2 separate regions of the Homo sapiens genome follow, and region 2 is linked to region 1. Evidence: chromatin contacts called from ENCODE Hi-C data. All regions are on one chromosome and are shown on one strand. Each heading gives the region's core, a stretch centred on a gene start or an enhancer-like site at or near the end of the contact. The rest is flanking DNA. Distances are from core to core; before and after follow the strand shown.

What was found. A loop is a pair of places that touch in the nucleus more often than their neighbours do. Pooled maps may share reads with other maps.
Region 2: a loop to region 1 is called in a map of CD4-positive, alpha-beta memory T cell, with 10 times the contacts of the local background. The contact joins the promoter of VPS8 here to the promoter of DNAJC19 in region 1. A Hi-C loop is called at or near these places in 2 of 168 maps with a recorded cell type or tissue (CD4-positive, alpha-beta memory T cell and naive thymus-derived CD4-positive, alpha-beta T cell) and 4 of 50 pooled maps.

Annotation. Positions count from the first base shown.
Region 1 is chr3:180,986,001-180,991,075 of GRCh38, reverse strand. DNAJC19 (DnaJ heat shock protein family (Hsp40) member C19) reads left to right here and starts at 1,340. Exons shown (of 6, transcript NM_145261.4): 1 at 1,340-1,476; 2 at 2,847-2,898; 3 at 2,980-3,053; 4 at 4,054-4,133. The coding sequence starts at 1,474.
Region 2 is chr3:184,810,640-184,815,622 of GRCh38, reverse strand. It overlaps VPS8 (VPS8 subunit of CORVET complex), which reads right to left and starts at 3,457. Exons shown (of 48, transcript NM_001009921.3): 1 at 3,398-3,457. RefSeq lists silencers at 1,147-1,196, 1,207-1,296 and enhancers at 3,330-3,529, 3,590-3,639.

The DNA of each region.
Region 1 (5,075 bases), core at 91-2,590:
TATTAGTAAGTGACAGAGCCAGGTTACCTCCAGTTTGATCTGCCACCAAAAAAAGAGCTATCTCCAGCTCAACAAAATGTCTTGCTGTGTTGCTACTCCCAATTTCCTGAGTCTGGGTTTTGTAAAGTCTCAAAGCTAATTAGAGTCTACTGTAAATCTATTCCTCCAGAAACTGCATTACACAGTTTGTACATACCAAAAATATGCATAATAAATTTTTCCAGATAGCATTCTAGCTTGTTGATGCCAATTTGGTCCCAAGGTCTTATGCCTCACTTGATTATTTATTTTGTAATTGTTGGGTAAAAACCAGATAAAAGAGAGGCAAAAGAGGAAGTTATAAACTTAATGCTAGTGTCTTAGTGCTGGATGTCACCTTAAATCATGTGTTGACAATAAATTACATCACAAAAACCTTAGCGCTAGAAGAGCTCTTGGATTATCAAATGCAAACTGCTTTTACAGATGAGGAAAACAAACCCAAAAATTTTGCATATTTGTTTAATAACTAACAAACTCATCAAAGCAGAATTGCATTGCAATGTAAACGGATATTTAACACTGTAAATTCTGAGTGGGAAGTAACTCCAAACTTATTTTGATCATGCAAACGTTGCATTGTAAAATTCCATTATTGTCTCCATTATTTTTTTCTTCTCAAGCATTTATGTAGGGATGTATGAAACTGATGTCCACGTAAGGGCAAAATCCAGCCCTACTTTTTATTTTGGGTGAGGAGGAAAACTTTTAAATAGCCCTTTTCAGTTGTAGGATCTTGACATTCCATGTTCAGAATATGAACTGTCTTTAATCCCATTCTACAAAACGAAAACCCAAATATTCACAAAGTCTTGTCAAGTCACATCCTTAAATGAAGTTCTTTTACATTAAAAAATGCTACCGAGCAATCCCTGAAACACAGTGTGGTTGGTTTCATTTGTTTTTCTGGGCATCTCGTTTCCTACACTGGGTTACAACATATTTGTTTGGGTTCGTGGTGGAAATGTCACAGCATGTTTAACTACATTCATTACCCTTGACAATTATTAACATAAAATAAAGGCAAAACGAGGTGCTAAGATGTAGGGGGAAAAAATCGGTCTGAGTAAGGCTGCCCATGCCCTTCCCTGCAAGAATTTCCAAATACCCACCGCCCAGGAGCAAAGGACAGAAAACACAGAGAAGCCCCACCCCTACACCCAGAAATAAAGAGATCCGCCCACCCTTCAACCAACCCGAAGTCGCTTTCTCCGCTCTGTCCACTGCTTGAGCGACTTTCCTTCTCCTCCGCGTCCCCTTTTACGACAGTTTTCCGGCCTAGTTTGCGGCTGCTCCTGCCGTGTTGCGTAGGGCGCCTGTGCTTGAGGTTGGGGGTTGCGTCGCTCTCTGGTAAAGGCGTGCAGGTGTTGGCCGCGGCCTCTGAGCTGGGATGAGCCGTGCTCCCGGTGGAAGCAAGGGAGCCCAGCCGGAGCCATGGTGAGTGCGGCCTTCCGGTCTTCTTGGCGACCTCCGGCCCAGGCCTCAACCTCAGCTCCCCGCCTCGGAGGTGTGGAGTTGAAGTTGTGCTCCTTAGTGCGACTGCGGGCGGGAGGTTTCGGTTATTGGGGAGTCACACTCACCAGGACACAACCCTGTTGGCTCGCTCTCTTGGGGGTTTGTGTTTTTACATCGTCTTTCTGCACGGTTCTCCAGCTTCTTGTCCGCACGGGCTCTGCAGGTGTTGCTTGCCTGGAACTCCTGTAAGGTCAGAGGCTGTCATGGACTCGGAGATTAGTGGAAACGTATTTGATTATAAGTGCCCTTGCCCTAACACATCTTCACAGCACTAGCTCCACTTTGCTATGTCCTTCTCTTTGGCTTTTGCTGACAGATGTCTTCTCCATGCTTCCTGAACATATTTGGGCCTGTCTTGTTAGGAAACAACAGGGCAGTGCCAAAGGTATTAGTCTCCTAGTTTAGCCCACGTTTAGCCTCGAAAATGCGTTGTTAGAATTTTACAGGAGCCGTCTGTAAACAGTTTTTCCTTCTGTAGCAGAAACCTTATTTCCACATTTTTTTTTTTTTTTTTGAGACAGAGTCTTGCTCGGTCGCCTAGGCTGGAGTGCAGTGGCACAATCTTGGCTCACTACAAGCTCCGCCTCCCGGGTTCGCCATTCTCCTGCCTCAGCCTCCCAAGTAGCTGGGATTACAGGCGCCCACCACCACGCCCAGCTAATTTTTTTTTTTTTTGTATTTTTAGTAGAGACGGGGTTTCACCATGGTAGCCAGGATGGTCTCGATCTCCCGACCTAGTGATACGCCCGCCTCGCCTCCCAAAATGCTGGAATTACAGGCGTGAGCCACCGCGCCTGGCCTATTTCCACTACTTTTGATTGAACTTTAATGTGACTTAATTTGTCTGGTGATGAAAGAAGTTTTCAAAGGGAGGGAATCATCTTTTTCACTATTGTAAAGATAAATAAGCAAGTCGAACTTGCCCTCTTTCCCATATGATGAATCCTGTAACTTTAATGCATTCAGCATAACAGATGCAGTAGTTTTAAAGATTACTGGACAGAATATTTCCGCCTTAAAAGTTGTTTCTCTGCCAGGCATGGTGGCTTATGCCTATAATCTTAGCACTTTGGGAGGCCAAGGTGGGAGGATTGCTTGAGGCCAGGAGTTCAAGACCAGCCTAAGCAACATAGCAAGACTCCGTCTCTTAAAAAAAAAAAAAAAAAAAGAAAAAAAAAAGTTGTTTCTCCTATTAAAATGCAGTTTGTAATGAGTTGGGGATGGAAGAATGGGCAAAATGAGAAAGGGTGGGAATTAGAGAAGTAAATATTTACTCTTCTCCCCCTTACCAGGCCAGTACAGTGGTAGCAGTTGGACTGACCATTGCTGCTGCAGGATTTGCAGGTTTGTTTATGGTTTGGGGATGGAAGTGAAGTCGGGGAGATTGGAGATTTAGTTTACTTATTCTGTTGCTTTTGGTTTTAGGCCGTTACGTTTTGCAAGCCATGAAGCATATGGAGCCTCAAGTAAAACAAGTTTTTCAAAGCCTACCAAAATCTGTAAGACTTTGTTAATTCTTTGCTGCTTCTATTTGAAACCTAGAGCCACACTTAGGGAAGGGTAAATTTCCAAATATCCATGAAGTTCTAAGTGATTGCTTTGGACCCATTCTCCTGCTTCCTGCAAGGAGAGTATAGAAGTTCTGAACTTTGTGATGGTGCTACCCTGAAACATCAGATGTTATATGTGACAGAGTTGGATGGGGTTTTGACAATTCTAGTACCCCACTAGACCCAAGTTTCACTTTTTCACATACCATCACCTTCAGCATCATCTGTACATATTCTTGTTTTCCTTCATCTGCTCTGCATCGCACACACAGAGGTATATGATTCTAAAGTGATCCGATCTGACCATGTGGCCCTGGCACTCCCAAACATCATACATAGGTAGCACTCTAGTTAATTAGGCTATAGGGTTTGGCTTGATGTTATGGTCATACTCTCTGTGGTCACAGTTAAGAATAGATTTGGCTGTGATCACCTGTTGAATATGTTGTGATTAAGTGTAACAGAATAGAGTGATTGTAGGCTTTACCAATATGATTTCTGACATGGCAAGGTCAGAGGACCTAATAGTGGTATTTTCTGTATATATATCTTAAAGTCTTGTTTCAAATACACTTGAACCTCTTGTCTCAAAAGACTTCTGTTCTTGAGCCACTTCTTGCAGATTTTTATCTAGAATATGGCTAATTTGGAATGATCTTTCCTTTACTCCCGGAAGACCTGGCTTTCAGACACTGTTATTTTGTCTTATATTTCTAAGATAGTTCATATTGACTGGAAAAAAATGAATCTGTTTAATGATCATTAAAATACTACTTGTTGCTACTTATTTATAAACTTTATTCAGCTTTAGCTAAAATACCTCGGGAATTGCACTAAAAGTCCTCTGAAATGTCTTAGTTTTTCTTAGTTCTGTGAATATTTCCAGACGTCTTTTTTAAAGCAACTTTATTTTATTAACCTTTCTTTACAAATGCATTTCTTCTTTCAGGCCTTCAGTGGTGGCTATTATAGAGGTGGGTTTGAACCCAAAATGACAAAACGGGAAGCAGCATTAATACTAGGTGTAAGGTAAAATAATCTCTAATATTTTTAGCATTTTTCTACCACTGTAGAGCCATGAGGAAATATAAGAAAGACCTTCTCTCCTTTAATAGGAGAGGGTCATGGGGGATTTTGTCCTAGGAAGATTGATATTACCAATTCTAATCAATGAAACTGTACTGTTCCTTCATGTTATTTTTAAGATGTAAACAATCCTTCAAATGAGAAGGCACACTAGCACTTAAGCACTTTTTCTTTTTTCCTAGAGTGTTTACTAAAACACAGGCACTTTTTCATTTATTTAAAGATAGACTCCTCAGCAGATTATCACAGTGTTCAGTGTTGTTCTCTGTAACTGACATTTTTTTTGTGGTGAAATTCTGCCTTCAACCGGGCGCGGTGACTCACGTCTGTAATCCCAGCACTTTGGGAGGCCAAGGCCAGTGGATTACTTGAGGTCAGGAGTTCAAGACCAGCCTGGCAAACATGGTGAAACCCCGTCTCTACTTAAAATACAAAAATTAGCCAGGCGTAATGGCACACACCTGTAATCCCAGCTACTCGGAAGGCTGAGGCAGGAGAATCGCTTGAACCCGGGAGGCCGAGGTTGCAGTGAACCAAGATCAAGCCACTGCACTCCAGCCTAGGGGACAGAGTGAGACTATCTCAAAAAAAAAAAAAAACAAAACTCTTCCTTCTTCATTTTCAAATCCTTAAACATGCGTTTCTTATCAATAAAAGGACTGTTGTAATGGGTACTGCAAGTTCAACACATTTTTGAGAGTGCCTTACTTTTCTAAGTAGTTTCCCAATTTAGGATACGCATTGGGTGTGTTGAGGTTTCTAAACAGCTTTTCATACTGTTGTGTTAATTTACTACAGTTTCACAGTGTCTTTAATTGGCCTTTATGTACAGTTTTTTGATGTGATGCAGAAGTAGGATGAAGTAAATACCATTTCTTTTTTTAA
Region 2 (4,983 bases), core at 2,208-4,707, 3.8 Mb before region 1:
TCTTGGGTCCTATGTGGCCAATCAAGGTACTTCTGGAATTTCTCTTTATTCTAGGGTGCTTAATCTTGGATGGCATAACACAGGAGTCATCTGCAGTCACATCTTTTATGCATTTATATACAGTCATGTGCCCCAAAAAGACGTTTTGGGTCAACGACAGACCACATATACAACCATGGTCCCCTAACATTACACATAATGGAGCAGAAAAATGCCTGTAGCCCAGTGATGTCACAGCTGTTGTAATGAATGCATTACTCATCTGTCTGTGGTGATGCTGATGTAAACAGACCTACCGCACTGCCAGTAGTATAAAAGCTAAGCACATACAATTATGTGCAGTACATAATACTTGATAATAAACTATGTGCCAGTTTATGTATTTGCTATCCTATACTTTTTATCTTTAGAGTGTACTCATCCACTTATTTAAAAATTTAAAAATTAGCTGTAAAACAGTTTCAGGCAGGTCCTTCAGGAGGTATTCCAGAAGGCACTGTTATCATAAGAGATGACAGTTCCCTATGTGTTACTGCCTCTAAAGACATTCCACCGGGACCTTCCTGACTCTGTGTAGGCCTAGAGTAATGTGTGTGTTTGCGTCTTCGTTTTTAAAGATTAAAATTTTTTGAAATAGAAAAAAGCTAACAGAATAAGGATATAAAGAAAATATTTTTGTACAGCTAATTGTACAATGTGTTTGTATTTTAAGCTAAGTTTTATCACAAAGAAGTTAAAAACTTTTTTAAATTAAAAAGTTTATAACATAAAAGTTACATTACAGTAAGCTAAGGTTAATTTATTATTGGAGAAAGAAAAAATTTTTAATAAATTCAGTGTAGCCTAAGTGTACAGTGTTCAAAAAGTCTACAGTAGTGTACAATAATGTCCTAGGCCTTCACACTCACTCACTACTCACTGCCTCACCCACAGCAACTTCCAGTCCTGCAAACTCCATCCATGGTAAGTGCCCCACACAGGTTCACATTTTTCAATCTTTTAAACTGTATTTTTACTGTACCTTTTCTATGTTTAGATATACAAATACTTGGCCATTGTGTTACAACCACCTACAGTATTCAGTACAGTAACATGCTGTGCTGGTTTATAGCCTAGCAGCAACAGGCCATCCCACATAGTCTAGGTGTGTAGCAGACTACACCATCTAGGTTTGTGTAAGTACACTATGATGCATGCACAATGACAAAATTTGCCTAACCACACATTTCTCAGAACATATCCCCTAACTGTCCCATGACTGTAACAGGAAGAATGAGGCTTGCAATTACAGTTGCAGAGGAGATAGGGAACTGGGGGTTACTGGTCCTTTGCAGAAAGGGAGAGAGACACAAGTACTCCATCACTGGAGTCACTGGATTTAGTGATATAGTGATACCCCAGCCCCTTCCAGGTTTGGAGCCAATAAATCCCTTTTAGCTTAAGCCCATTTGAATTTTCTGTCACTTGCAACAGAAATATCTTTGACTAAAAAAGTATAATTGCTATTACAGTAAACCTAAGAAATTCATAACAGTGAAAAATCCAACGCAAAGCTATATTTCCTTGCTAAAACACAGAACACATTTAATAATGTCATACAGCGTGAAGATAAGTCAAATATTCATTCAAGATTCAGTTAAGAATACAACAGTTTGATCTTACCACTATGTACCGATGACACCTACAGCTGTGGATCAAGAGAACATACGATCTAAACTCTATGAAAGCTATCAATAGATCCAAAGTTAAACATACTTCATTAAATTCAAAAGATCTTACTTCTCATTCACATACATAACTGACATTTTGTGTCACACTGGTTGAAATGTCAATGGAATAGTGAGATACAGCTAAGAATCACCAACATGTCCCAATATTCTGGAAGACAGAAAACATCCATCTGCTGACAATGGTCCAGATACGAAGCAAATATATTAAATATAAAGAAAAAATCAACATATTACTCTGTTAGAGCTCTGGAAAGAATTTTCTCACAAATGCCTCTTTGACCATATAAAGCCCAGTAGTTCAACGAATTTTTTTTCCATTTATCTTTATTGCATATTCTATGGAACAGGCCAGCTATTGCCAGAGGATTCAATACCTATTCTGTGCTTAAATTTAACCATGAGCAAACCCACGTCTTACACAAACATATGCAGATTCTCCATCCACATTTATATTAGATATACCTCAAACCCACACAGGCAGACATAGACATACACAGACAATTAACATGTAATTGTCTCCCAAATGCAGACATTTGGAGTAAGGTTTAGCACCACAAGCTAACATCCATGCTTGTTTTGCTTGGGTTTTGGGGTTTTTCAGTAGGGGAAAGTAGAGTATGGTAGAGGGTGGATGGTGCAGAGGCCAGAAGCCTTCCTATTCATTCTAACAAGAATCTAAGAAGTGGAGGGGGCCTGCTTATTTAAAGAAGGCTCCCCAGCTAGCTATTCCTGATAACCCACGGCCATGGAACCTCTCACCGATCCTACCTCCTCCCACCCTATCCTCCTGTAAAGCACCCCCATTTTGTACACCCAGACACTCTGAGCAGCTGTTTCCCTCCTTCCCCAGATGCCAAGCACAAAGAACTGGCCAAGGCACAGGAGTAGCCTCGAACTTCAGAGGCCCACCTTTCACCCTGCTGCCCTCACTCTGGTGCACAACTTGCACGCGGAGACAAACTGGAACCAGCCTCACAGGGTGCGCACCGATCCTAAGAGGTGGACACCCCATCTAAGCCTCAGGCTCAGGCACCTTGATATCAGTCCCTGGAGGCTAAAGGGGTCCACACCTGTTTCCCAGGCCCGACAGACCGGCTACACACCTGTTCCGCCCGGGAGTGGGGAGGGGCATGACACCCGCCGCCTAGGCTCACAGTCGGGGGAGCGGGCGCGCCAGTCCCTCAGCCTAATTGCCGCACGACTGTAACAGGACAGAATGAGGCTTGCAATTATAGTCGCAAAGTAGATAGGGAACTGAGGGGTTACTGGCCCTTTGCAGAAAGGGAGAGATACACAAATACATCACCGGAGTCACTGGATTTAGTGATACCTCAGCCCCTTCCAGGTTTGGAGCCAATAAATCCCTTTTTACTTAAGCCCATTTGAATTTTCACATTCATTTGGAACCAGTAAGTGGAAATTGCCCGACCCAGTTCCGGGCCAACGTACGACACGCCCCTCCACTCGAGAATCAACCCCGCCCGGCCCGTGGCTCGGGTCCGGTTAGCCCGTCAGGGGCTGCTCTGTTCGCTCCCCGAGGTCCCGCCGCTGTCGCGCGGGGAGGAGACGCCGAGGCTCAGAGACCTGTCGCGCGCTCTCCTCCTACCCTGAATACGGCCCCTCAATCCTGTCTCCTTCCACGGGCCCGCTCTCTGGAAACTCGTTACCTGAGCTTGCTGCCATTCCGGCCGTGGACCGCCGGCCCACGTGACCGCACCCACTGCTCTAGCCTCACGCACGCGCACTACCTACCACTGCGGGCAGCGCTTCCGCTTTCCTCCTCGCACTGCTCCCCCTCCTGGGCGGTCCGCGCCTCTTCACCACGCCCCTATTTAAAGGGCCAGAGATACGCCGTCTTCCCCCCTACGGAAAAAATGGGTGATTCACATCTTGAGGACCAAGAGAATGGAAACGTCGAAAGAGTAGCGCAGACAAATAAATAACAGTCCTTGAGGTGAGAGGAGAAAGCTCCTCCTTTAAGAAAGTGAACTTACTTGCAGCCAGCCCAGAAGGGAAGTTGATTCCCTGCCTTTTGGAGTTTGCAACCAGTAAATTTTTTTTAACTTTTTTTTTTTTTTAAAAGATGAACTCAGAATTGCCTATTTATTGTGTCAAATAAGTACAATAGGCACACACATACTAAAATACCAACTATTATCTTGTAATATATCATCAGTGTTGCTCCCCAAAATACATCTTAACACCAAAAATACAGGAGAAACATAGTCTCAAATAAAGGAAACATCTGAAAAATGAACAAAAACGTATGCTTATTTCTCTTATCGCTCCTGAAGAAAGGTGAAAGCTTTCAGAACAGACTGGTTTCTAGAGTCATCACTGTACGTAACATTAGCCCCAGGACACAGATTTTAGGCCTGCTGGGGGCTATATAGGTCAAGAAAACAGGAGGAAGAACACCAGAAGATACTCTTGGAAGGAGATACAGAAAATATTCGGTTGGGCAGACATTTTTGAGCATCAGCTAGGTTCACTAGACTTCTGGGCCTTCAGAAGACCCGAAGGTGTTGCCCTGTCCTCCAGGTATTTATTTTCTAAGAATTCAGTGTACAGACATAACAAAATACAAGGCAGGCTGTTTTGAGTAATATAAAGAAAGACATTGAACCACCATTTTCGCACAGACAGGGGGAAAGGGTGAAACACTCAAGGAAGGATGTGGTATCTTGTCAGGGCCTTGAAGGATTTCAGTAGCAGAGAGCAGGGAGAATGCCTAGCTGAGGGAAGGGTGGGATCAAAGGCAGTACAAAGCAAGTTTGGGAACTAGTTATTGGCCTGATGTAGCCGTGGTGTGGCCAGTGGCTTTCAACCTTCTTTTAATCATCCCTCACAGTAAGAAATACATTTCAGGCCAGGTGCGGTGACTCATGCCTGCAATCCCAGCACTTTGGGAGGCTGAGGCAGGTGGTCAGGAGTTCAAGACCAGCCTGACCAACATGGAGAAACCCTGTCTCTACTAAAAATACAAAAATTAGCCAGGTGTGGTGGCATGCACCTGTGGTCCCAGCTACTCGGGAGGCTGAGGCAGGAGAATTGCTTGAACCCAGGAGGCAGAGGTTGCAGCAGTGAGCCAAGATTGTGCCATTGCACTCCAGCCTGGGTAACAGAGTGAGACTCCGTCTCAAAAAAAAAAAAAGATACATTTCAGCCATGGCCTAGTATAAAAACACACACAGTATGCGCATATGTGTGAGTGTGCATTATAGATAGATAGATAGATAGATAGATAGATAGA